Linked DNA regions of Mus musculus: regions 1, 3 and 4 are each linked to region 2. The links are chromatin loops, found by intact Hi-C in ENCODE. Cell type or tissue: gastrocnemius. All regions are shown on one strand.

Evidence for each region. Peaks named below come from ENCODE experiments on the same cell type or tissue, not always from the same donor. Only the 100,000 strongest peaks of a DNase experiment are listed, where the experiment ranks them.
Region 1: it touches region 2 in a loop (15-fold over the local background); 16 of 42 quality-filtered maps call a loop at or near these places.
Region 3: a loop joins it to region 2, with 2.8 times the contacts of the local background. A loop is called at or near these places in 6 of 42 quality-filtered maps.
Region 4: a loop joins it to region 2, with 5 times the contacts of the local background. A loop is called at or near these places in 37 of 42 quality-filtered maps.

Annotation. Positions count from the first base shown.
Region 1 is chr8:22,608,980-22,616,979 of GRCm38, reverse strand. It overlaps Gm30086 (a long non-coding RNA gene), which reads right to left. Exons shown (of 5, transcript XR_870239.2): 4 at 7,618-8,000; 5 at 5,856-6,404. It overlaps Gm30135 (a long non-coding RNA gene), which reads right to left and starts at 1,921. Exons shown (of 3, transcript XR_378800.2): 1 at 1,817-1,921; 2 at 456-543. In gastrocnemius, a CTCF peak has its summit at 4,682 (motif pointing right); no DNase peak of the experiment used is centred here.
Region 2 is chr8:22,428,899-22,436,898 of GRCm38, reverse strand. Mrps31 (mitochondrial ribosomal protein S31) reads right to left here. Exons shown (of 7, transcript NM_020560.2): 7 at 7,234-7,718. The coding sequence ends at 7,489. Among named protein-coding and RNA genes, the nearest start is that of Mrps31, 22 kb to the right of the region's middle. In gastrocnemius, CTCF peaks have their summits at 2,284, 3,516 (motif pointing right) and 3,722 (motif pointing left); DNase peaks (open chromatin) are centred at 2,292 and 3,708; H3K4me3 peaks cover 208 bases; H3K27ac peaks cover 1,134 bases.
Region 3 is chr8:22,541,676-22,549,675 of GRCm38, reverse strand. Slc20a2 (solute carrier family 20, member 2) reads right to left here. Exons shown (of 11, transcript NM_011394.3): 5 at 4,076-4,172. Among named protein-coding and RNA genes, the nearest start is that of Vdac3, 48 kb to the left of the region's middle. In gastrocnemius, a CTCF peak has its summit at 4,514 (motif pointing right); DNase peaks (open chromatin) are centred at 486, 4,518, 4,947, 5,560 and 1 more place.
Region 4 is chr8:22,565,548-22,573,547 of GRCm38, reverse strand. It overlaps Slc20a2 (solute carrier family 20, member 2), which reads right to left. Exons shown (of 11, transcript NM_011394.3): 10 at 7,850-7,934; 11 at 3,932-5,301. The coding sequence ends at 5,128. Among named protein-coding and RNA genes, the nearest start is that of Vdac3, 24 kb to the left of the region's middle. In gastrocnemius, a CTCF peak has its summit at 7,272; a DNase peak (open chromatin) is centred at 7,253; H3K4me3 peaks cover 490 bases; H3K27ac peaks cover 1,987 bases.

The DNA.
Region 1 (8,000 bases), 180 kb before region 2:
AGTGCAGAAAACACTTTCTTCATGATCACAAGGAAGTCATGCTCCCTACCTCTCCAGCTCAGTTCTCCCTGGGCTCAAGGCTTCTCGCGCCCGCCCGTCTTCTGTGCCTTATGCTGTGGTTGCCCTGGCTCTACATGGTCAGCTGTTACTGTAGAGCCCATGTTCTTGGGAAACAATGATTCTGGGTTTACGAAGGAACAGGCTGCTGCTAAGGACCCTCTTCCTCCAGAAGACGGTGCTAAGCTCTCGGCCCTCCACACAGAGGTTCCCAGTAGCGCCAGGTTTTCTGGACCTTCCTTCCTACTCTCTTGTGTTCTGAAATAAACAGTCTGACGTTGGGGTTGGGGATTTAGCTCAATGGTAGAGCGAAGCGCAAGGCCCAGGGCTCAGTCCTCAGCTCTGAAAAGATAAAAAAAAAAAAAAAAAAAAAAAAAAAGTCTGACGCTATTTCTTACCATCTCTAGATGTTTTTTCCACACCTCATGGATAATCTTCCTTTCTTGCTCTTCTGGACCATGCTATGCCACAGGTGACACACAATACCTACAACAATGACAACAGAAACTGACACTGTCTCAACAATTCAGACTTGAGATAGGGCTATTATTGTTCCTTTGAATGGATTGGTCCCTGACTCTGACTTTCCTGTCCTGTTACCAACGCCACCGTGTATCCCAGGGAGAAAAAAAAAAGTTACAGTTAGGTTTCAAGACTTTTTTTTCTTTCTCCTCCCCTTCTTCTTCCTCCTCCTCCTCCTCCTGGTCATCTTTCATCTTCTGTTGGGGGTGAGCTACCTCACATTGTGTTAAGCTGTGTCTCTGTATTTTCAATTGTTAATTCTGTACTGGCAGAGACCTCAGTGCTGGCAGGATTCCGGGACTGACATGTCTATGGCCTAATACCAGGTTTTCTGTTGTGTGTTTGTCCTTCCTCACCTAAGAGACGTAGCAGGGGTTGTCTCGATGCTGACTGGTTGTCATAAAGAGCTGACAGCCAAGAGCTACGACAGGAAGTACAATGGTGGAACTTCTGGGCCGAGAGAAAGGGACAGCGGGGGGGGGGGGGGGTAGAAAACAGACTCAGAGATTCGAAATTGGACGGTGAAGGGAGCAGGCACTGACTGGAGCAGAGCAGGTAAGCATAGAACTAGCCACATGGCAGGTCACAAGCTAGAATAGTCTAGTTAAGTTTTGGTAGCCAGGAGACTGCCCCAGCAAAAGGTGTAAGTTTAAGCTATATTAAAAGTCTCTGTGTCATCATCATCACCATCTCCATCATCATCATCATCATCATCATCATCGTCATCATCATTGTGAGGCTGGACCTCACTGTCTGGCCTTGAAGTCCAGGCTGTGTCTGAGTTTGCATTTCTTCCGTCTCTGCGCTCCAAGTATAGGCCTGTGCCCCTGTTCCCTGCCTCATGCCTGATTTCTTGAGAACCTCTCGGTCTTTCGAGATCCTTGTATATGAGACATTTTCATGGTATTCCCTTTGACTTGTTAGGTTTAGGCTAAGGGCCAACCAGGCCACACTTGCCTGCAGCGCCCCCTACACCTCCAGCCTCACTGGCCAGACAAGACCCTGAGACCCTGACTGTGTACCTGTACCCTCTCTAACAGACTTCCCAAGAACTGGGATTTCAGTAGAGCGATGCTAAATGCCAGCACAGAAGGCTGCTCAGATCAAACCATCTGCATGCAGTCCCTCTCTGTCTCCATCCTCAGAGCCGATTCTGAGACCCCTGGTGACTATAAACAGAGACAGACATACACTGCCAAGAGCCTGCCTGTACCTCTCTGACAGACCCCACAGGTACCTGGACCCCGGAGGATGAGCTGATTTCTCTGCAGAGGAAGTCGGCAGACCTTAGATCACCAGCCCCATAGACATTGAGCTAACGTACATCTCCCACCCACGTGTGGATTCGCTTTAACGACACGCACCCTGCCTCCACAGCTCCACTCGCCTCCTCTAAGTCACGCATGAACGAGAGTCCTTCCTCTTTCTCACCCCGTGAGGGGCCTCCTCCCCTCCCACATAAGCCTTACAGCAGACATCTTTGCTCATTTGGATGATCTGAAAGGCTCTCTTTTCAGTCCCTTTCTTGTATTAAGTGAAGCTGTGGTCTCAACGTGCCCCCGTGATTTCTATAGAATTAAAGACTTCGGATCCCTTACGCAGAAAGGGGAGGGGACAGGAAGAGCAGAAGCACACACAACTAGGGGTCCCTGTCCCTTCTCAATCCTTTGCTCTGTCTTCATAACTTTATCTCCCATATTCTTTTCCATCTTCTGAGACTTCCTTTCTCGTTTCTCTTTATTCTCTCTCTCTTTTTTTCTTCTTATATCTTCTTGGAAATATTTACTTAGTGTGGTGGGTTGAATATGCTTGGCCCAGGGAGTGGCACTATTAGGAGATGTGGCCTTGATGGAGGAAGTGTGTCACAGTGGGGGTGGGCTCTGAGAGCTCCTAGTTCTCAAGTTCCATCCAGAGGAAGAAAGTCTCCTGGCTGCCTTTGGATCAAGATGTAGAAAAATCAGCTCCTTCAGCACCACGTCTGCCTGCACAGCTGCTGTTTCCTGCCATGATGACAATGGACTGAACCTCGGGCACTGTAAGCCAGCCCCAGCTTAATGTTTTCATTTATAAGAGTTGCCTGTCCATGGTGTCTCTTTTCAGCAATAGAAACCAAACCCTAACTAAGACACTTACTTACTTACTTACTTACTTTTACTATGTAGCCCTGGCTAGCCTATAATTCACTATGTAGAGCAGGCTGGCCCAGACTCACAGTGAGAAGGCTAGGTTGATTCCCTGACAGCCTTCAAATTGATATTTAAGGAGATTACCCCTAAATCTCTGTTTCCAAGAATTGGGCAAGTCCAGGCCTCTGAAGCTGCCCTGCCACCTGGCCTGAGGCAAGGACAATGCAGCAGTTTCCAGACTTCCCCAGCAACAGTTTCCAGACTTCCTCTGCTACCTCCCCAGCAAGTTTACAGCCCTCACTCTCCAGTAATGGAATGTCTGTAGAGATGGACCAAATAGATTAACACAGAGGTCACCTACCCTAGAATTCCCCAGTGTGCTTTAAATCAGGCCTGCAAGCTCACTTGGTGGTCTCTCTGTTCTGGTAATGGGACACACCTGTATGCTGGACTTCCACAGAATAAAACACTCTTTGTGTTTACATACTCTTTGAGTCCTGGGTATCATTCCTCAGCAAGTCATGGACCCTTACAACAGGTATGCTTGCATCTGCCTCTTGGAATTTAAGGTGTGCTCCACCACACCCAGCCTGCTCCCTAGAACTTGATGGTGCTCCTGTTAAGAAGAAGGCAGTAGTTTGGGGAAAGAGTTAAGATGAAATTACCGGTTCTAACACAAGCTTTCCCAGAAGATGGATTCACATGCATGAGAGCTGTGATTGGCGTAACCATCAGGCTGTTACCCATACTGTATCAGATAATAGTTTTTTCAAACTGAGCCTGACCCTAGGCTACTTTGTTTTACAAGCAGCTTCTGACTCTGTTTTGAAGGAACAGGATGACGACAGCTCTTGAGTAGACTCATAAACGACACTACCTATCAAACACCCACAAAGTCTGTTCACCGTAGGTTGGTAAATGACTTATTCCTGGGAGCAGAGAGGGAGGGAGCCACCATATAAATCTATTGGAGTGTGATGGTTTGTATATGCTCAGCCCAGGGAGTGGCACTATTAGAGGGTGTGGCCCTGTTGGAGTGGGTGTGTCACTGTGGGCCTGGGCTTTAAGACCTTTAACCTAGCTGCCTGGAAGTCAGTCTTCCACTAGCAGCCTTCAGATGAAGATGTAGAACTCTCAGCTCCTCCTGCACCATGCCTGCCTGGATGCTGCCATGCTCCTGCCTTGATGACACAGGATGGAACCTCTGAACCAGCCCCAGTTAATGTTGTCCTGGCAAGACTTGCCTTGGTCATGGTGTCTGCTCACAGCAGTAAAACCCTAAGATGTGAGGTTTGCTGGTTTATGGCCAGCTCTCCCCCTAGGGGTATCCAGGCCTATTGCGCTCCAAGTTGGACAGGAGGGAGAGAAACTTAGTGGGTGTGGGTCTGTGGTGAGTGCACGGGCAAATAACACACACACCTAGAAATAGATTGAGAGAATTGGTTTCTTTATTGGGGGTGTGAGTAGGGGATGTGGTGGTGGGGTGAGTGTACGTCATTGGCTAGTGCCAGGTGCTGGGGATGCCTCATTTGCATAAGGAGGACTCTCCTCATTTTATTTATTGGAGGCTTTGCATTTCCAGTCACAGGGGCTCACTTGAAACCCTGTGTCAGAGGGAGTTTACTTTGAACTCGTTAGAGATTTTACGAGACATAAATTGGATAATTGTATAAGGTACAAGTCAGAGTGACAATTATATTATGCCAGTCGATAACCTCAGAAAGGACAGGAGCCAGAAAAGCTGTGCCCTGTTGGTTTCAGAACAGCCATTCTTCACAGCTTGCTTTTGGGGTATGATCTCTTAGATTGTTTAAAAAAATGCCGGTGACTGTATGAAGACTGTCAGGAGATACAAAGAACTCTTTAAAGGAACCTGATTGTAGAATAAATTAGTGTTTCAAATAGGGGACCAAAGTGATCTATTTTTTTCCACTTGTTTTTACTGTCAAGGCCAGTAGATGTCACCTGGGAGCAGAAGAAGGCTCCCTTAGCCTTTTTTCCATCTATGTGACATTAGTCAAGATCTCACTGACCCTGGCTTCCCTTAGAAGCAGTGAGAGCATTTTTCTCTCTGTGATAGACACTGGTGAGAGGTCCCTGGTGGGTCTCCATGACTCCCCCTATTCAAGAGGCTAGGTGACTTTCTGTAGGACCTTTTGAGAGATATCTTGTAGTGTACTTGTTATGGTTTGCATATGCTTGGCCCAGGGAGTGTGTGGCTATTTGGAGGTGTGGCTTTGTTGGAGGAATTGTGTCACTGTGGGCATGGGCTTAAGACCCTCATCCTAGCTGCCTAGAAGCCAGTTTTCTAGCAGTTTCCAAGTGAAGATGTAGAACTCCCAGCCCTGCCTGCACCATGCCTGCCTGGATGCTGCCATGTTCCCACCTTGATAATGAGAGACTAAACCTCTGAAGCAAGCTGTGAAGAATGGCTGTTCTGAAACCAACAGGGCACAGCTTTTCTGGCCCCTGTCCTTTCTGAGGTTATCGACTGGCATAATATAATTGTCACTCTGACTTGTACCTTATACAATAATCTTATCCAATTTATGTCTCGTAAAATCTCTAAGCCAGCCCCAATTAAATGTTGTCCTTTATAAGACTTGCAGTGATCATGGTGTCTGTTCACAGCAGTAAAACCCCAAGACAGTACTCATGAGTTACTTTTCTGTTGCTGTGACAACACTGGGACCAAGGACACTTATAAAACAAAGCAGCATATATTTGGACTTTTGGTTACAGAGAGTTAGAGTTCATAATGACAGAGTGAAGGCATGGTCACAGGCATAGCCTAGAGCTCGCATGTGGATGGGCAAGTAGGAGGCAGAGGGAGGACTGCTTGCTTGCAGAGGGAGGACTGCTTGCCTTTTTTCATAAGCTTTACATACACTGAACTAAACAGCATCTGGTTATGTTTGGATAATCAATGAGATCATTTACTTATAATTTACTTATAATTTCCCCCATGTAAACCATAAAAAAGCTACCCCATGTAAATAATGTATATGCACATAGTAGATACAAAGATAGATTTTAAAAAATAAAAAGATTGGGTACCACTGGTTACATCACATTTTATTTAATAGCTTTAGAACCACTTAACTCACAAATCTGTATTTTTACAGACATGGTTTTTAATGCAAAGCAGAAGGCCTTTGATCTTGCTGTGTAGGCTTCAACCTTTCTCTCCAGTGTGATATTCCTGGGGAAGTTCCAAATTCTTGGGACCCCTGATCTCGATCGTTTGATAGACGAAGAGAGGGACACACGTCTCTCTCTTAAAAATTTTTATTTTTCTTTCATATGTATGGGTGTCTGCCTGTAAGTAGGTGTGTGGTGCTATCATCATGGAAGGGTCTGCAAAGGTCCCATACTCTACAGGATTGTGGGTGACATGGAAAATGCTGGATCACTGGCACAAAAGACAGTTCACCACTGTAAAAAAATAATAGCCTTGTTTGTGAGGTTACCAGGAAAATATCTGAGAGAAGTGGGGCCCTACCCAACATGGTCATAAACAGACAGGCCTTGAACCTGGTCATTGCTGATTAACATAAAAGATTTCTATGCAAAAGGAATATTGTCTCTTTGTTGTTAACCTTCATGACGGATGGTGGCGGCTGTGGTGGAACTTTCTCAGCTGGAGAGAGGCTTCAGGTGGGTGAAGGGTGCCTTTGCTAGGCTCCGCCCAACAGTTACCTAGGAACAGCCAGGTATGAGCTCATATATAAGAAAGCTCTCTCCCTCTCTCCCTTCTCTTTCCCTCCCCCTTCCCTTCCCTTTTCCTCTTTCCTCTCTTCTCTTTTTTCTCCCTTTCCCCTCTCCCTGTTTCTCCTCTCTCCTCTCTTTCCATTTACTCTCTCTCTCTCCACGTGTCCAGTCTTGTCTCCTCTTCCTCTCTCCTCTTTCTGTCCTCTGCATCCCCTTCTGTCCTCTCCGCCCTTCACCAGGTCTCCTTCCTTTCCCGCCCATAAACCTTCTTTTTTTTTTTTTTTAAAGAGATTTATTTATTTATTTTTATTTATATGAGTACACTGCAGCTATCTTCAGACACACACTAGAATAGTGCATCGGATCCCATTACAGATGGTTGTGAGCCACCATGTGGTTGCTGGGAATTGAACTCAGAACCTCTGGAAGAGCAGCCAGTGCACTTAACCACTGAGCCATCTCTCCAGCTCCCATAAACCTTCTTTATACTTGGTCTGTTGCAGGGTTTGTTTTGGGCGGGGCGCACACCTTGGCAGGGCCTGCTAAGGCACAACCCCCTCCCTGCATCACACCACCAATGTTTTGTAAAACACAGCAGCCTTCCCCTACCCATGTTCCATAACTTCTCCTGTCTTCCTACTAGTTAGTCTGTTCTGATCCTACATACACAGGGTGAGGGGGTTAAGTGACAGATATCATGAGGTTAATAGCAATACACCCCTTTATAGCCAATTTAAAGCAACGGAGGGGTACAGAGGTAGCAGCCTTAAGCTACGTGTACCTGGAATCCTTTCTTGAATTTCTTGTCTGGTTTGTGGATGATGTCCCAGCATTTAAAAATCTGTTCATGGGGCTGGTGAGATGGCTCAGTGGGTAAGAGCACCCGACTGCTCTTCCGAAGGTCCAGAGTTCAAATCCCAGCAACCACATGGTGGCTCACAACCATCCGTAATGAGATCTGACTCCCTCTTCTGGAGTGTCTGAAGACAGCTACAGTGTACTTACATATAATAAATAAATCTTTAAAAAAAAATCTGTTCATATTCATTATGTTGTTGTTGTTGTTGTGTGCACACACATGATATCTATGTAGGACACACATGCCACCTCGCTGATATAGACACCAGAGGACAACGTTGTGAAGTTAATTCTGTTTATGGGTGTTCTAGTTTGATTTCTGTTGATGTGACAAAACACTCACCAACTGGCAATGAAAAAGGCTTATTTGGCTAATGTGTCTACATCACAGTCCATCACTGAGAAAAGTCACAGCAGGAACTCTCAAGCAGGAATCTGGAAGCAGGAACTGAAGCAGAGGTCATGGAAGAACATTGCTTGTTGCTTAGGGCTCCCTCTTCCTTGTATTTCCCAGGACCACCACAGTGGGCTGGAGCTTTGACAATCAGTCAGAACCTCTAGCCAATAGGATGGACGCAGTTCCATGCGGAGGTTTTGGCGATGTAGCTTTGAGACTGGCAAGGGAGGATAGCAGTAAGCAGATGCTGCTAATTACGTTGTGGTTTTCGTCACTAGCTGGCGAGAAAGTGTTGTGGGAATCGTTCTGGAGTAAGCACTCTGACACCA
Region 2 (8,000 bases):
ACTGCAAGTATAGAGTTGTTTTGTTTTATTCTTAATAATTTAAAACTGGGAATATTCCAAGTGCCAATCAGCCAGAGAATAAGTAACTGTGGTGTGTCCGTAGGATGGGATACAATGCAGCAATGGAAAGTAGTGAACGAAGAAAGTACTAACACATGCAGACCATTGGTGATCTTTAAATAATCGTGCTAAGTGAAATACTCTAGAGATGCAAGACTATGAACTGCATAGATCCACTTATGGGAAAGTGGAGAAAAGGTGACACCGATTTTTTGTGACAGACTTTGATCAGTGTGTAGCAGAGCACCAGTGTTTCTTATGATATCCCTAAGAGTATGTTTCGCTGGCAATGAAGATAGCTCTGCTGTGGACTGTGGTGGTGATTCTGAGGGAACTCCAAATGAAAGAGACAGGGCTGATTCTTGATGTCATTTACCCATTTGAAGAGCATGGCAAAAAAACCGTGGCATTGAAAGAATGAGGAACTTTTGACTTAATCTTTTACAAGAGTCTTGCAAGGTGGGCATTTCGTTTTTCTGGGGTCTTTTTTTTTTTTTTTTCATTTTTCGAGACAGGGTTTCTCTGTATAGCCCTGGCTTTCCTGGAACTCACTCTGTAGATCAGGTTGGCCTCGAACTCAGAAATCTGCCTGCCTCTGCATCTCAAGTGTTGGGATTAAAGGTGTGTGCCACCACTGCCCGGCCGTTTTTCTGGTCTTATTGACTTGAACTACCACATAAAGCCACAGTCAGATGTTAGCTCTTTGTGCCTACTTGTTTCAACATCCTGTGTGTGTGCATGTGTATGTGTGTGTGTGTGTGTGTGTGTCCGTCCATACCTTATGCACACACCCATACCTCTGATTTAGGGGTATAAATGGATTATGAAGCATAAATAAAGACCTAGGTATGACCAAATCATGCAGACAGCTCAGCGTTGGTGAGATGCCATCCGTGCCAGGGTGGGCTTTGGTGATGTCCCTGTCTTTGAGTCACTTCTGCTCCTGCAAGTAACCCCTCACCTATATCCCTGGAAATAACCCAAACACAACTCATAAGTTTACCAAGTTGGACGTTGACAGTATCTGTACGTTGGTCTGTCATGGGCTCCCAATCTACTCCCAGTGGGTGAGTAGATGGGTGTGTTGTATCTCTCTGGGGACAATCTTGTCACATAACAGGAGTAGCAGAGTCACACACACGTATTCCCATGATCTATTACAGACAGGTGTTTTTGTGGAGAGTCACGAACTTGTATTTCTTCTATCAGGTAGTTCTGTATATGCTGGTGCACACACATGCATTTCCTATCCCTGTCATAACTGGAAAGCTGTGTGTAGTAGTTTTTCTCATACACATCTTCCCTAGATCTGTTGTAATTAGGGTTATATGTATAGACACACACACACACACACACACACACACACACACACACACACACAAACACACTATATATATATATATATATGTATATATATATATATATATATATATATCCCTGTTATAGTTAGATGTGGTGATTTAAATGAAAAGGCCTTCATAAGCTCATATATTTGAGTATTTGGTTCCCAATTAGTGAACACCTTTGGGAACCATTAGGAGGTGTGGCCTTGTTGGAGGAGGTGTGTCCTTGGGGCTGGGGGCTTTGAGGTTCAAAAAAAAAAAAAAAAAAGCCCACACCAGGTCCAGTCTCCCTCTCTTTCACAAACTCCACCATACCTAGGCCTAGGACTCCATGGGGTGGTGTTGGGACATAGAATACATGTGAATAGGCATGCCCAGGTTACCACATAGCAGCTCTGGGAAATGGAAGGCATGCAAACAGGCATGACCAAGCTTGCCTCCTGGTGTCAGTGGGACAGGGACTGAGTCCAAAGAGGTTGAACCAGGTTGCCATGGGCACTGCTGGGACACCATACATGTGAGACTAGGAGAGATCATGCTACCACATGGTGGCTCTGGGTCACAGCAGAACTGTGAACTATGTGGCCGGGCCACCACTTGGAGGTCCTGGGACACGGCAAGCATGTGGACATGTTCAGACATGTACCATTGCTCAGACATGGTGAGCATGCAAACAGGCATGCCCAGGCTGTCGTGTGGTGGTGGTCGGACTTGGCAAGTGTGCCAACAGGTGTGCTCAGGCTAGGAGGCAGTAGCACTGGAACATAGCAGGCACGGCAGCAGGTGTGAACCAATGTTCCCAGACAAATAAAGGCATGCCCAGGCTCCTAAGTGTTGGTGCTGGGACAGGTTTGCAGGCAAACAGGCAATACTCCACCAAGTGGCAAATCTGGGACATGGCAGGCATTTAGTAAATGTCTCTGACAAGTCTGCCACATGGCAGCCCTGGGATGTGATAGGCCACCATGTGGCAGCCGCCCAGACCACTAGGTAGCAATGCGGGGGACATGGTATGTGTGTGAACAGGAGAGCTCAGGATGTCACGCAATGGCGTAGAGACACAGAATGTATATACCCTACAGCTGCCTAGAGATGTGGCAGGTGAGAATAGGCATGCCTGGCCACCACTTGGCAGCACTGGCATATGGTAGGTGTGCAAATGCATGTGTCCAAGCCACTCCACAATGGTGCTGGGATATGGTGCAGATGTGTCCTGGCTGCTGGCTGGCAAGGCTAAGACATAGTAGGTGTGCTAGCAGGTATGATCTGGCTAGTGATTTGAGGCTCTGGGACACAATATATGTGCAGACAGGTGAGCATGGGCTCATGTGTTGGCACTGGAACATAGCAGGCATGTGAACGGGCATGTCCAGGCAGTGCTGGAACATGACATACATATGAACTGGCATGCCCAGGCAGTGCTGGAACATGACATACATATGAACTGGCATGCTCAGGCAGTGCTGGAACATAACATACATATGAACTGGCATGCCCAGGCAGTGCTGGAACATAACATACATATGAACTGGCATGCCCAGGCAGTGCTGAAACATGACATACATATGAACTGGCATGCCCAGGCAGTGCTGGAACATGATATACATATGAACTACCATGTCCAAGCAGCCATGTGAAAAGGTGTGCCAAGTCTGCCACATGGAGGTCCTGGAACATGGTAAGCAGGCAAAGAAGTGTGCACAAACCATAACTTGGCAGCCCCGGGACATAGTAGGTGTGTGAATCGGTAGGTATTCTCAGGCAGTCACATGCTGGTACTAGGACACAGAAATCATGCAAACTGGTGTGCCCTGGCAGCTATGTGTCATGGCTGGGACACGGCATGCATACAAGCAGGCACACCCAAGCCACTGCTTGGCAGTGCTTGAACACAGTTGCATGCACACAGGTGAAACCAGCCTGCATTGTGGTGGTGTTGGGATATGGTACATATGTGAACAGGCATGTCCAGGCTGCCATGTAGTGGCCCTGGGACACAGCAAGCATCTGATACCCCTGGGCATTTAACTGTCATGCCCAGGAGATGACATAATGGTGGTGTGACCTGGCAAGTGTGTAAGCAGGCTTGCTGAAGCCACCACATGGTGGCACTAGGGCATGGTAAGCAAATGAATAGATGTGCCCAGGCCACCATGAGGTGGTGCTTGGATAAGGCACGTCTGTTATCATAACCCCACCACCAACGCCCCTCAGTTAACCAAGCTCAGAACAGGCACCAAATGTCCTAGCCACCAAAGGTAGTGCTGGGACACGGTGGATTTGTGAACAAGCAAGCCTACTCTGCCATGTGTAGGTGGTGGAACAGCGCCACCATGTGGCAGCTCTGGGAAATAGCGTGTGTGCGAATAGACATGTCAGAATGCTGGGACACAGAGTTCCTGTAAACACGAGGCTACACTGCCTTAGCAGGGTACGGGTGCAGACAGCCATGCCCAGCCTACCACATTGCACCCCAGGGACAAAAATGGCCTTCAGACTAGTGTGTCCAGGACACCATTTAGTGGCTCTGGGATGTGGCAAGTGTGCAAACAGGTATGCTGGGGCCACCATGTTCCAGAGCTAGGGCAAGGTATGTGTGTTGAAAAGGTGTGCCCAGGTGATCAAGTGGCAGCCCAGTGGCCAAGTGGCCATCCTGGGACACAGCAGGTAGTGTGAGCCTGAAATGGAAAGGCTTCTAATTAAGACAGTTAGTTTTGCCTTTAGCAAGCAGGTTTGCTGTCTAGACAGATATTGGTGGCAGTCCCTGCTCGCAGAAGAGCAGGTGTTACACTCTGCAGAAAAGAGGCAGGGCGAGCAGGTTCACAGAGAGAAGCCGTCAGTAGAGCAGCGTTGGCTCTGATGTCCCAGGCCAGGGACACTTCCTTATCTTTTCTTTTCTTTTCTATTTTCTCCCCCCCCCCCTTTCGCTCTGCCCCGCTTGCCCATAGGTCTTTTATTTGTTTCTCATTAAGGATGGTTGTGAGCCATCATGTGGTTGCTGGGATTTGAACTCATGACCTCCAGAAGAGCAGTTAGTGCTCTTAACTGCTGAACCATCTCACCAGCCCTTCTCGCCTTTTCTTATTCCCGTGTAACCAAATATTTCTCTAGTAAGCTTGCTAATCACAATTAATATGAAAACTTATTGTTTTCCTTTTCTTATTCAACTGTGCCCTGCCTGGTTCTCCCCTTCTGGGGTAAAAAAAAAAAGAATAGCTTATTATTATTTTTTAAATTGGAAATATAGTTTTTCATGCTCTATATTCTGATGGTTTCCCACACCCAAACTCCTCCCAGATTCTCCGTTTCCTCACTGACCAACATCCACAGCCTTTCTTTCGCTCTCTCTTTCCTTCCTTCCTTCCTTCTTTCTTTCTTTCTTTCTTTCTTTCTTTCTTTCTTTCAGCGGAAAACAAATATCTATCTAACTAAATATATATAAATAAAATAAAGCAAAAAAACAGGACCTTTCCTTTGTATTGGTGACTGATCAGGGTGAACAGATGTTTGGTCGCCCCAGGAGGAGTGAGTACAACAGCCTTGGACACCCACTCTATCCTTCAGTTTTTCCATCTGAATCTTCAGTAGTTTAACAGAATAGAGGACTATGATTATGACAGATCTCTGAGAAAGGTAAACTGACCAACAGGGAGAGAAACCCTATATAGAAGACAAGGGAGATGCCAAACTTTCAGCTTTTTCCTCACCCTACTGTCCTCCATCAGCCCACGCTGCTCAGACATGGTCAAGGCTGGTCCTGGATGTGTTTACCTGAGGCTGTGAGTGTTAGCTCAAAACTGATGGAGGAGCCACGGGGAAGAAAGGAAAGCAGAAACCAGCGTCTCCAAAGACAGAATTGTCCTTTAGTCAGAACAACTGAGGGACATCTGTCTCCCGTGGATATGGAGTCTGCACATGTGGCACAGCAGGCTTGGGGCTTTATAAGGTGGAAAGGGGGAACTTTCCATCTGCAGGTCAGTCGCCCGTCACCTTATCAAAAACTTCCGGGATCCTCCTGCCAGCCCACAGGTGTTTTCGGTCAAGTACTTTCCTGTTTGGAGTATCTCAGCCTGCTTGAGGCCTTCGAGAACTAACTCTTCATTCCAGACAACGAGGACAGGTAAGAAGAAGGGGTGACGTTTTCTTTCATTGGGGGCTTCCTGCTGGAGAGGACTATGGGGCTAGACTCTGTGCCAGGCTCTGAGGGCGCACGGGTCAGGTTGGCCTTATGTAAGAGGGAATGTTTTAACTGGACGGTCTGCAGTGGATTGTGTGATTGTGATCATGAGCTCCTGAGATGCTTTTTGAAGGCAATTAGTTAGACACGGGGCTTTTACTGAGTTAGATGAGACTGCAGATTGGGCCCACCTGGGCCCTCGCTAGGACAGCCATTGCTCTAATGTGGACCCAGTGATGGAGACGACTTGATCCAGGAAGAACTCTGGGAAACATTTAAGAGAAGGCAAAAGTTTAAGAAGATGATAAAGAGTAATCATGGGGAGGAGCCAGGGTGGGAGGAGCCAAACGCCTAACCGAAAGGAGGCTTGTCTTGAATTGTCTTTGGGCTGTATCTTGAACCATCTTGGATGTGCTGTGGCAGAAGCTGCATCGTCCCAGGTGGAAAGCACAAATCCCGTCTGTGCCAGCTGGTTTTATGTCAGCTTGACACAAGCTGAAGTCATCTAAGAGGAGGGAACCTCAATTAGGAAAATGTCTTCGTAAGATTGGCTGCACACAAGCCTGAGGACATTTTCTCAGTCAGTGATTGATGGGGAAGGGTCCAGCCCTTCGTGGGTGGGGCCGTCCTTGGGCTGGTGGTTCTTCATTCTATAAAAAAGCAGCCTGAGCAAGCCATGGAAAGCACAAGTCAGCAGCGCTCCTCCATGGCCTCCTGTCCTGACTTCAGCGAACACTGATATGGAAGGGAAAGCCAAATAAACCCTTGCCTCCCAAAGTTGCTTTGGTCATGGTGTTTGATCATAGCAATAGAAACCCTAAGACAAGTTGGTGTCAGGAGTGGGTTACTGGTGTGACAGACCTGATCACACTGTTTTGAGGAACTTTGGGTTACAAAAGTCATTGAGTGTTGAGAGCTCAGTGAACCGTTCTGTGGGAGCTTGGGAGATACGAGTGTTGCGAGCAGTGCAGAGGATGGAAACCTGGCTTGTGATGTTTCAGAGGGAAGCAAAGATACTACCAGGCCATTTGAGTTAAGAATCTGTGGTTCTGGTTAAGTGGGGCTGAAGAATCCATTATGACTAACAAGATACGAGAACCACTAAAAAACGATACCTTGTCTTTGCTGAGATGATGGATGCTGGTCAGCTGGGACTGAAGAATCAGCTGTCTGTTTCCTGCATTCTACTGTGCTGCAGGCTTGGTCCTTGATGTGGGAGGCATGGATCCTTAACAAGTGGGTCTTGCATTCACCTGCGGCCAGCACTGTTTGGACTCTGAGGGGAAGGGTGTGAAGGGAAGAGGTCCGATAGCAGTGGGAGAAGGAGCAGGGTGTGTGTGTGGATATGATCAAGATACATTACATACATGTATAAAGCTGCCAGATAATAAGTAAAAAATCCCAGTACAGTGGAACAGTGGGGCTTGTAGGAGGTCAGCAGTCACTGGGTGCTGCCCCCAGGGGACTGCGAGGCTTCATCTCCAGCTTGCTTCCAGCTGTGAGCTCTTCCTCCCTCGCATGAGTTTGCATCTGGGATGAGGCCTTACCAAAGTTTGTACTATGCTCTACCACATAAGCTTTTTTTTCTTTATAACATTAGCCTTAGTCTGGTATTTTGTTATAGTTAAAACAAGCAAATTACACAAGGATTTTGATGTTAATCAGCTTTACCACTAACAATTATATACCACAAAGAAGCAAAGCCACCTAATGAAAAAAGTTAGAATTGTCTTAGATGTATCCCTAATTCTCAGATACATAATAAGAATGTATTTCGGGTTAAAAGTAATTTCACAGTTATGTTAGTCACATCAGGTACAATGATCAACACAGGAGAATTTTGATAAAATTTCTATTTAGCTTTAATATACATCTTCAAGTTTAAATAAAATTTTTTTCTTTGTGATGTTAAGTGAACGCTATATTATTTTCTTTGAGAATATCTCTTTTTTCATTAAAATAATTTCTAAACCACTCTATGTGCTCGACCTTCTGTTTAACACTCAGATATGGGTTTTTGGAAAGGCCACAGGTCACCAGCTCCATGAACAGACGGATTGGTCCTTGCTTGGGGAAATCCTCCAGGTACTTATCCAAAAATATATGCTCATGGAATTCGGAGCCATCGTCATCTAAACCTGGGAAATAAAATAAAAGAGTAACACGATTGTGAATGGAAAGCCTATGTCGTAAGGTTAGCATTAATGATGCATTACAGCACGGCAGAAGCATAAACTGTGTGATGAGACCTGGTTTGGCCAGCAGTTTAACAAACAGATGTGACTGTGAGCGTCAGTTTCCAGGCACAACGTGAGGACTGAGGGAACGCCTCCCAGGGTGCTGTGGACAGTACATGGAAGCGCACCGTGACTTGGACATCTCAGGTCTCTCAAGACAGAAGCTACTGTCATTCACCCATA
Region 3 (8,000 bases), 110 kb before region 2:
CTAGGGTTTAGATATTTAGATGGACTGACTCCCAAACTCCAGGAACAGCGGGGAGCCATGGGTTTAGAGCCTCCTCAGGCTGTGCTGTGCTAACTCCTTAGCTCAGCCTAGCTCCTCTCCAGCTCTGACCCTGACCCCAATCCTAGAGCAGCTCAATCACCATACAAGGTAACTCTATCATGGGGCTCTGTGTACCCACCAGACGCCATCTCAAGAAAGCAAAACAAAACAAAAAACAAAAAACAAAAACAAGGCAGACACTTGAACCAATGTACACACTGAGCAAAAATTTCTTCTAAATACAATACTTCGGGCTGCTTCACAGACATCAAATGTGTGGTAAAATACTTCACATTGGGTTGTCCTCCTGGCAAGGCTCTTGAACTGTTTCAAATAATCACAAGTTCAGGGGGGCACTGAGGCACTGTAGCTGTTTCCCACTGTGGATGGACAAAGTAGGGCACAGCTTGAATGGCTTGTGTTCACTCAGCCAGAAGTGGCTGCCAGGGCCGGCAATGCAAGCCTGGGACTTGTTTTCAGCTCACACCACTAGATGCTTTCTCATCTCATGCTCCTCTCTCGCGGTTTCAAAACAACAAAGACATGATAAGTAGCGATTCTGTGCTAAGCTCAGACATCTTAGCTCTTTTCCGAACCCCCCAAGGAACAGAAGCGTATTCAGTCCTTTAGGGGAGAGATGACAGAACTTTTCATTATTTCACTGACACTATTTTGTTTTGCATCTCGTTGTTTTGCATCTGATAATCATCAACAGAATGTACAGAATAAACTTATTAAAACTAGCGGGGCTTTGGTCCAGGCCAGTCTTCTTCCCACTGCTTACCTACCCCTCCCTACACCCGTCCTTCTCACTGACACAACGCAGGTCCCACAGGGTTGCACGTGATGCATGCTTTCAAAAACAATATTATCAAGACCACAGCGAGCTGTATGACGTACAAATCTGCAATGTCCTCAGCACCACTTCCACTGAGTACACTTTCCAGGGAAGGGGTAGATTATTGAGCATGTATCTTTCTAGGCACTGGGAGAGCATGACTAAGAGTTGGAAGGCAGGGTGGGTGTGTGTGGGGTGACATACAAAGAAGGAAAAGTAACACCGAGGGCCATCTGAGGTCATATGAAAACCTACTACAGTCAAAGCATCTTAAAACATTTATCTATGTGAAAGAAGTCCAAATGGAGTCACCAAATAATGAGGGAGAGACAGCCCCAACGGACACCATTCATCAGTGCCAAGAATGGGTTATATCTCATTGTGCTGTTGGCCAAAGGGGCCCCCTGGAAACAGATCATTTAGGGGAGAGATGACAGAACTTTTGCCCCCTTGGTAAATTCAGGCTACTGTCAAGGCTTTTGCTAAAGACAATTCCTACACATCTCACTGAACGTGGTAAAGTCAAGCCGGGGTCTACCTAGAGCCTTCACCCCCTACTAGTGTTCACGGTGCTGGGATGGAGGAGGAAGCGAGGATGGAGGAGGAAGGGATGGAGGAAGAGGAGGGGATGGAGGAGGAAGAAATGGAGGAGGGGATGGAGGAGGGGTGGAGCAGAAGATGAAGGAGAAGATGGACGGGAAGATGATGAAGGTGGAGGAGGAGATGGAGGAGGAAGTAGGGGAGGAGAGAGTATGCTGCGGAGGAGGAAGAGGAGGGAGGAAGGAGGAGCAGTGCTGCTGTGGCAGCTATACCTCAAGAACGAGTTTTTTCTAGCAAAGCTAGACATCAGGCTGGGTTGTATTTAAGGACTCCTTTGCTGATAGAAAGGAGCGAGCAGGGCCAGAGTTAGGGCTCAGGGAGGGGTGGGTGTAAAAGTACTCACTGTGCAACCTGCATCCCATGCTGGATCCCACATTCAAAACAAAACAAAACAAAACAAAACAAAGCAAAACAAAATCCGGGCTGTAGTGACAAGCATCTGTAACCCGGCAGTCCTATAGCAGAAAGCTGAGAGAGGGACAGGACAATTACAGAAGCTCCCAGGCCAGGATGTGTGTGCCTGCACATGTGCGCCTGCATACGCGCGCGCACACGCGCACACACACACACACACACACACACACACACACACACACGCACGCACTTGTGCACACACTTTCATAAATGGAGTGAAACCCCCTGGTCAGAACTTTTTAGGGGCACCATCACATAAACACTATAGTGAAGTGATGCTGGCGGCAGAAGCGGTGATCGGCCGGGGTGCTTCACGCCTGTGGAACCAGTTCCTCAGGAGGATCATTTAATCACAGAAATTCTGGGCAACATAGCAAGATCCTGCCTCAAAAGAGGAAGACGAGAAAGCGCCCAGAGTTACGGACCCTGAACTGTCACATGAGGCCCTGTGGAAACACAGACTGCAGAGGACCGGGCTCAGCGCTACACCAGACAATCTGCTTCTGATGTCACCACATGCGATGCGGATGCAGCCAGCCTGTGGCCCTCACTCTGACTTGGAAGTGGTATGTCCCTGTGCGGTATTCTTTTTCTGCTCAATACTATTGCTTCCTAGTTTTTCCAAATGTCAGGAGACAGCCGTGATTTTATCATAAACCTTCCAGTGTTTACATCCACCTGTCTTCCTGCTCTCTTACCTATCATTTTACTACACATGTTCTGAATGTTGCCCAAGAGGACCATCTTGCTGGTACAGCGAATCATTCTGGGGGAACGAAACTATATGGTGGTGACGCATTACAGATACTGTGGATGCTTCACAATTGTGAGTAATAGATCACAGGAATCCATGGAGCGGATCTTTAGATGGATCTATCAGAGCCATCCCTCAGTATTAGTTAATTTGACCAGCAAAGCGAAGGACCAGAACTCCCACTAGGCTCCTAGTCTAGGACCTAATGTCTCAGTTATGACATTTGCTGATTGATATGTATGACAGCTTAAGCAACCTGGCACGTGTGGAATATAACAAACTCTTTCTCTAAATTCTCTTAAATATGTCTTCTAATAATTTTGATGGCCTATCTCTATATTTACTACATGCTGAGTGTTACTACATCATTGGAAATATTAAGAGTCTATACAGGTCTGCAGATTATTATTCTGTAGTCCCAGTACCAACCAGAGCTGGTACCTGGGGTGGGCAACTGTTCTGGCAAGAATATACCCGGAGGCCTGGTGTAGTGGCACACACCTTTGATCCCAGCACTTGGGAGGCCAGCCCAGTATATATAGTGAGTTTCAGGACAACCAGGGATATGTAGAGATAACCTGTCTCCAAAAACCAAAACCCCAAACAAACTAACAGGAAAAGTACCCATGACTAGGTAAGGACACTGCAGTCCGCTTCGTGAGGGGACACATATGGAGCAGGGCATGGCCCCCAGTACCTACAATGTGATAGACAGCAAATCGTGTGATATCCTGTCTTCTAAGTTTCCCTACATTTGTAGGAAAATACTCTCACTTCAGGTTTTTATAGGACTCACTTACACGCAAGAGAAGTGGGTGCTCGTGACTCCAAAGGACCAGACACACGCAGAGACATTTTTTGACATTAATTATTGTATTGCCAGGCTTTCCTGGACCTGGTGACTCAAGCAACATTTTGGCCTCAGTCGCCCAAGTGCAGGGACTACAGGTACACACATCTCTTTCTCCCCATCCCACACCTAAGCCAGGATGGGAAAGCAGGAGCAATCATCACCAGACCCTGGGAGTCTGCGGCTTGCAGCGGTAGACCACTTCTGACCCGCCTCTCCCATCCTGGACAACCGGACATTCCTCCTGACCACCCCCATGGCTCGAGAACAAGCTCTAAGACTCCAAGGCTGTCAGCTGGCTGCTGGGACAACATAGTGGGTAATGGCTGAGTGGAATTTAACTCGAAAGCCTGTTGTTTTTTGCAATTTATGTATCTTCTTGGTATTTAAAACAAGGAAAAACATTTATTATTATTATTATAATTATTCTACTATACCATAATGACTGTGAACAATGCCTTTTACTATTAGCCAATACCAGGACTTGCTCCACAGCTAGTCAATGCTGTTCAGTTACAATACCTTCCTGTGCACTTAGGATTCCATGGCGGGTTCTTACCTGGCGCTCCTGTGTACATGATGGAAAAGACATTTATTGCTATGGTAGCAGCATAAAACAGAGGCAGTGCCTGGAGACCGTTTGGAACAGGGTCCTCCTGTGTAACAATGAGTAAAGTGGAGGTCAGCAGGTGAGCATCTGGTAGCAACACAACCCTCATGATGCGAGTCCCAGTTATGGGGAAGCAGTGTGGCGTTCGTTCTGCTGCAGTGAGCCGCTGCTCCGGCCCAGGCACCTTCTACACAGGTGCAGGTTCAGCAAGCCCACGTGTGCGGCCAGCATGAGAGTGCTAGGGTCACCTGAGCTGACATCACACACAGAGACAGAAAGCTGTTTGGGAGGCCCATGTCTGAGGCCCCAAGCACAGTGTTTGGCCATGACTTCTTCCAAACCGATATAGTGCCTTCTTCACAGGGATGCAGTGCCCACGTAGGCCAGAAGAGGGCGTTAGAACCCTGAGACTGGAGTTCCATGTGGATGCTGGGAACTGAACTTGCATCATCTGCAAGAACAGCAAGAGCTCCTACCCGCTGAGCCATCTGTCTAGCCTCTAGAAATGCAGATCTATAGAACATTTTTAAAGGAATAATGTAGGCTAGAAACACATCAAAGCTGTACTACTGCATAGTTGCTACTTAAGTGACTGATCTCTAAAATATACCCTGATGCATGTGGGTGAATAGGCCACCTGTCAAGATCAAAGGAAAAGAAGATGTAACCCCTCCCCCCCAGATGAACTGTGTGGTAAGAGAAGGTGAAGGCTACTTCAGAGTTGTAACCACAGGAAGGATGCTGGCGGAGTAGGCACAGCTCAGCAAGATCTTCTGGAATGCCTCAAGTCCCCACAGGCACTGGTCCAAAGACTTGTGTTGAAGGTAGTGAAGCGCAAAGAATGTAAAAGAGGGACTGAAAAGGTTCCTGCTGTGTGTGAGCTCTGCCCAGACCAGGCAGGGAGGTGGTGGTGGTGGGGGGGGCACACAGGAAAGCAAATAAAAGACTGAGCTGGAGAAGGGGGTGACAAGCTAGCATGCCACCTGAGATGCACCACACAAAGAGTCCCTGCTGGAATGAAACCAGAGGCCACGCAGGTGCCGCCTGTCACTGTCTTTAGATAAAAGCACTATTTTCTTGGGAACTAAGGCTGTCTAAGGAGGTAGACAGCCAGGAGACAAATGACTCCTTGAGACCACCCTCCCTTTCCTCCTCCTGTTCTTTTTTTCTTCTTCCTTCCAATCTATCCAGTTGGCATGTCACTCATCCAAACATCCAACATATCCTCTCCCTCTCCTCCCTCTCACTGATATTTTGTTTGTGTTGAGAACAGCACAGAGCATCTGGGTGAGCAAATAGGAAGGCTGAGGAGGAGTGGGATGTTTTAAACGTGCAGTCGGCAAGGCGGGGCGGTAGTGGCGGAAGCTGGCTCAGCCTGTGGATGGTGTTTGCAGAAAAACTGAGCTCTCTGCATTGAAACTGGGCTTGGGTCCATTTTGGGAGGAGTGGGGATTGGGTGAGGGGAGGTGAAGTTGGCTTGGATAGGGTGCAGTGGGCTGGGCTGGGCTGAGCTGAGGCTGTTTGGGCTGGGGTGGAAAGGGCTAGGGTGGTGGGCTATGGTTGGATAGGGTAGGGTGCACTTGGGTGGTGGTTGGGGTAATAGCCTGGGGTGGTGTGTGTTGTGTCTTGTGTGCCAGCAAGGTATTAATACCACAGTTCTGTTGAAGCATTATCTGTGGAGATTCTGAAAGGCCCATGAAAAGATAATTACGTTTAAAAAACCGTCTTTTAGAAGGAATTGATTTGAATCTTATCTCTCTTCAGAAAATGAGCATTTTCCTGTTCTTTTCTTTTTCCATTCTTTACAAACACACTTTTCAGGTCCAATAGATTTGTATCTGGAGTCTTAGAATACACCTTCATGGTAGTATGAATTATAGAGAGAATTGGGGAGGGAAAAGAAAGAAAGGCAAGGTGGTATGGAGGGAGAGAATAAGGGAGGGAGAAGGAACCACAAGATACCAGAGATTCTAGATTCAGAACTTGCCTCCTCTCACTGGCAGACCACAGTGGTCTTCAGTAGGATTAGAGTCTGGTTCGGCTGGAGATGCTCAGCGGCACTACATTCTCTTAACAAACTGCTGGCAAGCATCTTTAAAGGTAGTAAGCACAAGAGAAGGCTCTGGAATTAAGAGTGACTAAGACACCCATGGTCTCCACCCTCATAGAAGGCAAGCAGGCAGACAGGAAGAGATAACACACCACACACTACCGAGCACTAAGAGAGGGCAGCACACTCCAGAGCAGAAAGGAGGAAAATGCCAACTCTGGGATAGGAGAGATGTCCTGGAAAATGACACCAGGAAGCTGGATAGGAGGGTTCTGACTGAGGATAAAGTCCAGGTGGAAGAAGCAGCAGTACTGGCCGGTGAAGGCTGGTAGCCAAACTGTAAGCTAACTTAATGTGGCCAATCCTAGCCCAGACGAAGGATGCTGAGACACTGAAGACCGAGTTTATGCTTACTCAGGAGAATGAACCTTTAATGGTCGACAGGAACACACGGAGGAAGGAAGTCATGTCCTTAATGTATTGAGTGTGCACGAGCAGCTCTTCTGTCCACACACACACACTCACACTCACACATGCACACACTCTCTCACATGCACACACTCTCACACATACTCATGTGCACACACACGCACACACACTCCTATGGCAGATTTACAATTCAGCACAGGAAGAGATTAATGATAACACAATAACAGCGCTATATGACAATATACATGCATAGCTTTGTCAATGTCTTATTTATCACACTTGCCCTTCTTCCTCTAATGATGAGAGATGCCACAGTCCCCATGTGAGGGCATGAAGAAAGGCGAATGAAGCACTGGGCTTCCACAGAAGTGTTTCTTCAGCACAGATATTGCAGTATCAGAGATGGCTAAGAGATCAGCAACACGGATGTGCTGGGCAGGGGAGGTCACACCGTGCTGGCTGCTGTTGGAAGTGTGTGAGTTTATCACATTACTCGTGTAGAGGCAGTGCAAAGCGTGCACAGCTCTCATCTGTGGAACTTTCCATTGAGCATTTTCAGACCACATCTGGACATGTCTCTCACAGAAAACAGCAAAATGTGGAACTGTGACCAGGAAGACAAGTGTGCAACACAACCACTGAATGCAGGCCTAAGAGCTGGTGGGATGGCTCAGTGGGTGGAGGTGCTTTGTATGCGCTCTGACAACCCAAGTTCGATTCCTGGGAACCACATAGCAGTAGAGAGAACCAGCTTCACACAGTTGTTCTCTGACTTCCACACACACGTGCACACATGCCCTACACACACACACACACACACACACTCACTCACACACACACACACACACACACACACACACACACTGAAATAAAGTTAAAAATGGTAGGCCTTATAGCTTGTCAAATATTTCAATAGGTCAACCAAGTGTTCAAAGATGAATTAAAGAGCTAAAAATATAATATGATAAACACATATAACATAGAATATTATAGATATATAAATATATCATTATGATGTACCAATATTACAGCTCTATCATTCATCCATGAAAGGATCCCAGTAACCCGGGTAGAACTAGAGGACACTCGCTATGTAGCAGTAGGCTGAGCACAGAAAGGAGAGCAATGCAGTGGATTTATCTGCAGACCAAAAGCTGATCACATACAAGTATAGAGTGAAGGTCCCTACAGACAGGAAGGGATGAAGGAGGGAAGAGTGAAGAGAGCAGGGGTATCGGCCACAAATATAGAGTTAGCAGGGAAGTGATCGGCTCCAATGTGGATCCTGTGTCCCCTGAAGGCACTAACAGGAGGTGAGAGAGCTTCTCAGAGGCGGCACAGTGGGAGGACATCAGGCTGTGAGGGGAGGGCCCTGGAACTAGACAGGGTAGACAT
Region 4 (8,000 bases), 140 kb before region 2:
ATTTTCCATTTCATTCTAAACAAAATTCCCTTTGCTGTTTAAGCAGGTTTCAGTCTTCAACAAGAACTCTTGGTCCTTGATTGCGTCTGAAACACATTACTTAGAACATTAGTGGTTCTCACCCTTCTTAATGCTTCAGCTCTTTAATAGAGTTCCCCACGTGGTGATGACCCCCTAACCATAAATTTATTTTCATTGCTACTTATAATTATATACTATAATTTTGCTGTTGCTATGATTGTAGTATAACTATCAGATATGTAAGATATCTGATAACCCCTGTGAAGGAAAAGGCCATTTAACCACAAAGGGGTCATGACGCACAGGTTGAGAACCACCGACTTGGAACAGTTACTCTCACATGATTCCTTTGTCGAGGCTTTGTCGAGGCTTACAGAACCAAGCACCCTTTTCTTCTTGGACTTCCACATTCTTACACACCTGCAGCCGTATTCCTAGGACTCCTGTGTAAGTCTTTTACCTTTCTGAGTTTAATTTTTTTTTTTTTTTTTGAAACAAAGAGTCTCACTATGTACCCTTGGCTGGCCTGGAGCTTCTGAATAGACCGGAGTAGCTTGCCTCTGCCTCCCGAGAGCCGGAATTAAAGGTGTGTGCTGCCATCCCAGCCAGTTACTTTTTTTTCTTTCTTTCCCCCTTTAAAAACAAAACACAGGGCCCCTCTGCAGTGCTGACTGTCCTGAAATTCTCTATTGTAGACTAGGCTAGCAGCTACCTTGCCTGCCTCTAGCTAAATGTTTGTCTTCATTTTGTTATAAAGATCTTACAAACAGTGGGAGGTGGGAGGGACCCTCTAGAAACTACCAGAGGAGGTGAGAGACTCTAAGGACTCAATGGGGTACCTTAGCCAAAATGCCCTACATCGTGGGGAGGGAACTCAGAGTCCACCTCTAGGAGATAGACAGGGTCTTAAGCAGAGGGGCATGGCAACTAACTACAGGTAACATTTCTGATCCTGGAGTGTTCCTGTCTAAAAACTGCAGGGAAGAGACTGAAGGAAGGGTAGTCAAATTACCGGCCCAACTTGGTATCCATCTTATGGGAAGGTGCCAAGGCCTGACACTATTCCCGATGCTATGTTGTACTTACAGACAGAACCTGGCATGTCTGTCCTCTGAGAGTCCCTACCAGCAGCTGAATGAGATAGAAGCAGATACTTACAGCCAACCATTGGACTGAAGTCAGAGACCCCTGTGGTTGAATTAGGGGAAGGATTGAGGAAGCTGAAGGGGAGGGTGACCCCATAGGAAGACCAGCAGTGTCAACTTACCCAGACCCCAGGGAGCTCCTATAGACTGAGCCACCAACCACACCAACCAGTAGCATACACAGACCAGTCTGAGGGCCCTGGCCCAAATAAATATAGCCGAGGTCTGCCTGGTCAGGTCTCAATGGGAGGTGATGTGCTTGAGAGACTTGAGAAGGGGGAGGAGGAATGGGATGAAGAACCGTGGGAGAGGGGACTGAGGGGAAGAAAACGACTGGAATGTAAATAAAATAATTTAAAAAACAACCCCCCAAAACAAAAGACTTGATTTTTAAAAGATGTATACACAGCTTCTATGGAAGCCAGAAGGGCTTCCCTTAGAGCTGGAATTATAGGCATTTGTGATCTGCCTAACGCAGATACTAGGATCAAACTCCGTCCTCTGATAGAGCAATAACAATAATTAGCATCTCTCTAACTCCTTATCCTTGTCTTGGTTCCCTGCCTCAAGTCTATGATAACCAAGTGCCCTGGTAGAGTAATGTTACCAGGGAAATTGGGCTTCTCTTTTATGGTTTCTTAGACTCCCAATAAATTAATTGTAAAATAGACTCAGAAGGAAGCTTGTGAACCATTTTAATGAGGCCTCTAGCTGGCATCTGAAAAAGAGAAAAAAGATGTTTTGAGTTAGAACTCAGAGAAGTGGGCAGGCCTTACTAGTGAAGATCTGAAAGTGACGGCACTAGGAGAAAGACTTCTGAGAAGTATATTATCTCATTAAGGTGATAATTACTCCTTCCATCTCCTTAGGAAGTTTTCTTAGTAGGGTTTCTATTGCTGTGAAGAGACGCCATGACTACAGCAACTCTTATGAAGGAAAACATTTAACTGGGGCTGGCTTATAGTTCTACCATGGCAGGAAGCATGGCCGCACACAGCAGACATGGTGCTGGAGAAGGAGCTGAGAGTTCTATGTCTGGTTTGGCAGTCAGCAGGAAGACAGAGTGACACCAGGTCTGGTATGGGCTTTTGAAACCTCAAAGCCACCCTCAGTGAAGTACTTCCTCCAACAAGGTCACATCTCCCAATAGTGTCACTCGCTAAGAGCCTATTGGGGGCCGTTTTCAGACATCCTCAGGAAAGTCAGCTTTCCTGAGGGGGTCTCTTGGTCAGGTGATTGACAGGCTCAGCCTGATTAACTCTTACAGGAGACAATAGCCTGTGACATTCTAATAGTTGGGGGCAGATCATAAGTGGAACTCAGTTCTAGTCTTTTGACCTAGAGGAAGTAGTTTTCCCTTAAAAGGCCTCACCAAAGCACCAATGGATCCATATTTCAGTTTTAAACACTAAGGAAGTGCAGTTGTGACAGGTCCCTCATCTGGCTCCGTGCTATGTAGATTATGCTGGCCTGGAACTTAGAGATCTACCTACCTTGGCCTCCTGAGAGCCAAATTCAGAACTGTATGTCACCACACCCAGCTTATGGGGTGGATGGACTCTTCTGTTGCTGGAGAGGAGAGGACTTAAAAATGACCCATTGAAGATTAGTATGTGTTTAGAGCAGTGGTTCTCAACCTTCTTAATGCTACGACTCTAATACAGTTCTTCCTCATGTTGTGCTGACCCCCAACCATAACTTTTCTTTTACTTCATAACTGTAATTTTACTGTTACATAATGTAAATAATACCCGTGTTTTTCTGATGGTCTTAGGTGAGCCCTGTGAAAAAGGGCTGTCTGCTCTCCAAGGGTTGCAACCTGCCTTTGAGATCCACTGGGGTATTTGCCAGTTCAGACTCAGGAGAGGGAAGACAGAATAAATGAGGTTCTCCTCTGAGCGTGGCTTTCTCGTCCCTCAGGCAGATTTCCTATACATGGGAAGCATGTCTGACCACACACAAAGATGCCAGGGACTGAGGAGTTCCGTTGTTTGGGTCCCTCATCACACACAGGAACCATTTTCTGGACATTTGACAGGAAAGTTGTCTTTTGGAGTGGGCTTTTCCCTCCTCTCCTGGGATGACATACAGAGTAGCCATCTCCTGTCAGATAACACTGCCCCCCACCCCCCGAAAGCATGACCTCACCAGACTCCTTCCCTGACTGGGACCTAGCTGGTGCAGTTGCCTGCTAGGGCTCAGGTGGCCCTTCTACGGCAGGGTCTGACCGCTGCCTGAGAGAGGCAGGCTGTGTGGCCTGCAGAGTGTTTGCTCACACAAGGGCTATCATTTTCTCACCAATAAATCTGAGAGGATGCCGAGTGTCGAAAGCAAGGTGCCATTTTAGAAGGAGAGGGTTTCAGACTTGGCAGTGGCCCTGAAACCCGCACACCTGGATGGTGGTTCTCATCCATTACCCATCCAGCTGTTAGGCGACATTGCTGGCACAGTGAGGAATTTGAAAGGTTTCACTGAGTGTCCCAGCTTGAGAACAGACCAGGTCCTCAGTGGGAGTCAGCAGAAACGAAGAGCCAAGCAGGTGAGCTCCACACAGGAGTGTAGTCTCCTTACCATGGTCATCATGGTGGACGGATGACTATGTTCCTGCCTGCTGACAGAGGTGTGGCTCACTCTTTCCCTTTCTAGTTTTGTGTACTGGTTCTGCACAAACACGGAATTGTAGTAAGATGTAGGGGAAACTACAAGCGGATGAATTGTATAGTTTTTATTTTTGTGAGAACTCTGAAAGAAAAAGACGTCAGAAGTAAGTTTTTGAGGGGCACTTTTTTTTATTATAAATTTAATATGCTTGATTAATGAAAAAAATTACAATGAAGTACCGTGAAAATGTATGTCAATATAAAAATATTAGCAGCATTTCCATGGTTTCGGGCCCTTAACATTTTAGTCATCCTGACTCTCTCCCACCGTCAGAAGAGAACAGCGGCTCCACAGGAGAACCTCGGATGTCCTACAGAGAAAAGGCCTCTAAGATCCCCAAGCCCAGTGTCCTCGCCAGTGCCTCCCACTAACCGTGAACTTGCAGCATCCGAGCCCATCAAGCGCTCACTGGCTCTGATGCTGGCAACAAGGATTCTGCTTTTCAGGTTGCAGGGCACGGCGGGGAGGGACACCGAGTGGGACTTGATATGTATGTAGTGTACAACTCTACACCCCCACTGCCGTACGCCATCCACGCTGGTGACAGGGAAAGGCCGCTGAACAAGCTTACCAGTACCTGGTGTGGCAGCCACCTGGCTGCTGCTGGTGTCACCAGGTTCACTGTCGTGGCCCGTGGGGAGGGGACAAGCAATGGGAAGATGCAACACTGGCACGTTATCCCCTATTTCTTTGGTACTTTCCAAGTTTCTCCAATCAAAAAGGTGTACAGGAAGCAGACGGTTAAAAGTAGTTTGAGTTTACCGTTGAAGCCATTGTGACACATGACAGTAACTCAGACCCAGCTCAGGAGCGCATTCTTCAGAGAGAGCACTTGTGAACACCTGTCCCAGGGTTGTGCAGTCACTCAAGGGCCTGGGCACTCGCCCAGGTTTGCATTAAGTATACTGTATCTCACTTATATTACAGTGTATTTAAAAAAGGATTTTATACTCTACACTTGCCACCACTGAAATCATTATATACAATTAACAGAGTCTTGCGGTCTAGGCAATGCCTCTGCTTTCGTTCTTAGTTTGCTGGAGATAAATGCTACCTATTCTAGGTACACAATACACATCTACTGTAAGTAACCGCACCACATCATGCCATCACAGCATCAGCTCGATGTATGCTACTATGTACAGTAGGTAGGTTAATTCTGGAAGATGAGCTGTGGCCTGGGTAAGCAGGGCCGGCACGAAGCCATCTGGAAGGCGTGTGGAAGGGTGTGCATGTGTCAGGGAAAGCAAGGGTGGGAGGTGTGAGTATCTTAGCCACGTCAGAACATCCCTCCAGCCGTCTACCGACTGGAAGAAAAGAGACCACATATGTACATGAGGAGAGCCATGATAGCAGCACTGAAGAGTCCAGCCACGGGCACAGTCACGAACCAGGCAACAAAAATGTTCCGGAAGAGGCGCCAGTCCACAGCCTTCCGCGAGCGGATCCAGCCCACAGCTACCACGGAGCCCACCTGGAGGAGCAGAGACATGGCAGTAGGAGTAAGGTCTACTTTAAAGGACGACGCAGAGGAGAGGAGACTTTCACAAACACCGACTTTTAGTTGTTTAAGACATCATCAGCCTGTATCATGTGACCCGAGCCCCACATTTGTTTTCTATGGAGATCATTTTATAGTTTTCATAATTTATGCTCTCACCCTGGTTTCTCTCTGTAAAGTTCTGAGAACATTTCTGCCGGGCTGCGTTTGAGGACTGAAACTCTTCTCCAGTCGTGCAGCATAGCACGCTCCCTACCACATCTTCCTTTCTACCTGTCAGCAGATGCTTGAGTCTTTGCCAGATACGATCCTCCTTCAGTTTTTAAATAACTGGGTTCATATTTATTTACTGCACGCGGGTGTGTGCACGCCACAGCACATGTGTGGAGACCAGAGGACCACTTCAGTCCTAGCACTCAGGATGTCCGGCTTGGTGGCAAACACCTTTCCCCCATCGAAGCCACCTCGAGAGCCTTGTTTCCTACTAGAATTATTGTAAAATCACTGTGCCCCCCTGCAGCTATGCAGGTTCCGCGAGTGCTGCCCCCATTTGACACACTTTCTAATCAAGCTGGAGGTTTCTGTACTTTCATTTGGATGTGGGCAGTTTCTCTCTGTTAGTTGTCTGGCCTTGCTGCACACACCGTCCCACTGTGGTCCTGCGCGCAGGACCTGCTCATACCAACAGCTCTTCCTTGTACTACTTATTGTATCACGGAAACAGAATTGACTATGTGCTCAGTGCAGGCACCTTGGTAACAGTAACATACATATTTATTAAGGTCTTATACAAATTAGATATAAATATCTTAATAAAATATCCCTATTATGCTATAAATATCGAGCAAGTTATAATTCAAGGTGAAAAATTAAAGTTTGATTTTATTTTACTTTACTTAATAACTAATTAATTTTTTTGAGACAGGGGTCTCACTATGTAGCTCAGGCTGGCCTGGAACTTGCTGTGTAGCCCAGGTTGGCCTCACACTCAAGAGATTCTGCCCTCCCTCTGGTTCTTGAGCCCTAGTGCACCACCATGCCCGACTTGAGAGTTAAGTTTGAAAGTTAGTATATGCACCTATGTGCACATAATGGTTTTACTGTGACATTTCCACATAACACAGGGTCTTCATGTTCTCTGCTATCCTTTCACTGGCCTCCATATTCCTAATCAAGTCTCCTTCCAGAGAGGCTGGAATTGCTAGGCAGGAGTTCCTCTCCATGTGACTTATATTCCATTACTGTGGAGAAGATGGCTAATAGGTGACAACAGCTAGGGAAGCCGGGCAGGTGTGACTGTTTATGCCTACAAAATGGCGGAAAGTGGGCAGCTGAGATGGCCCGGTGGGTAAAGGTGCTCACCCACACAGCTGCCACCTAAGGCTGATGAGCTGAGTTCAACCCTGGGACCCACCCACATGGTGACCACCGCATGAATGTCGTGCGCACACACACACAGTGAATGAGTAAATGGGAAATTGAGAAGCTAGCTGCCTTTTCCTTGGCACAGAGTAAGCGTGGAGAACAGGGAGATGGCTATCCTCATAGGCCACCCTGTTTTTTGTTAAGTATTTCAGTGAACCCGTGCTTCTTTGGTAATTTGTATTCATTTTTTTGTGGCACTATTGGCTGAACTCAGGATCTCAGTTGTGCTAGGGACACACGCTATCATTATGAGCCGCCCAAGAACCTTTCATTATTTTAAAACCTCCCGACATTGGAGCAGTCCCCGTGGGTGAGCAGTGGGGGTGCCAGTCTCTGCTGGCCTTCCTCCTGTGTACGAGGGAGGGGAACAGCAGAGCACCATGCCAGCCCTGGGTGGGAATGCTTCTTAACCTCTCTCTGCCTCCATTCCCTCATCTGTGAGGCTGGGCAAGTGCTATCTCAACCGTCCTTGCAGTTTGTGAGTGGGTCAACGTCCCGTTGCACTTCCAGCGGTGCCCAGTGGGGGTCGCCTCATACATCAGAGTCAGGTTGGTTGGTATGGTGATGTCTACTGATTGATTACAATTAGGAGGACCCTGTGAACAACTGGACATAATACACCATACCAGCATCAGGAGCTACCTCCTGACCCTCATTTGGAATAGACTCTAAGGCACAAGAGTCAGCCTAAGCGTCATGTGAGGGGAGAACCAGAAGCAGCCACATCTTATAATTGCTCTGAAATAATTTTTGTTTCCTTCTGTTTCTGTCCTGCTCTGAGGTCAGTTCTGCGCAGTGGCAGGAACCGGAGGGCACATCCCATGGGAACCTGCAGTCAGGCTCAGTGCACACACGACTTCAAGGGGAACTTGCAGGTGGGCACAGTGAGGGCACAGGCGAGTGGAAGCTCTCACTGGTGCTGAGGAGGCACAGCCTCAGCACCAGGTGCCTTGCTGGGGACCGGGAAGGATTAGAGGCGGGTGCTAGGGAAACAAACAGGCCTGGCTGTCCCACACCAACCACACGGTGTAGCTGCTTCTTTTCAGACCGACCTGCCACCCCTCAGAATGGCAGTCTCTGGCTGGCAGGGGCCTACCTTGCAGTGCGTGGTGCTGACAGGAAGCCCGATGTTGGAGGCAATCACCACGGTGAAGGCAGAGGCCAGCTCAATAGTGAAGCCACTGTGTGGGGGGGACAGGAAGACAACGTCACAGGAGCTCTTTGTGTGGCCTTGCCGACACCCCGTG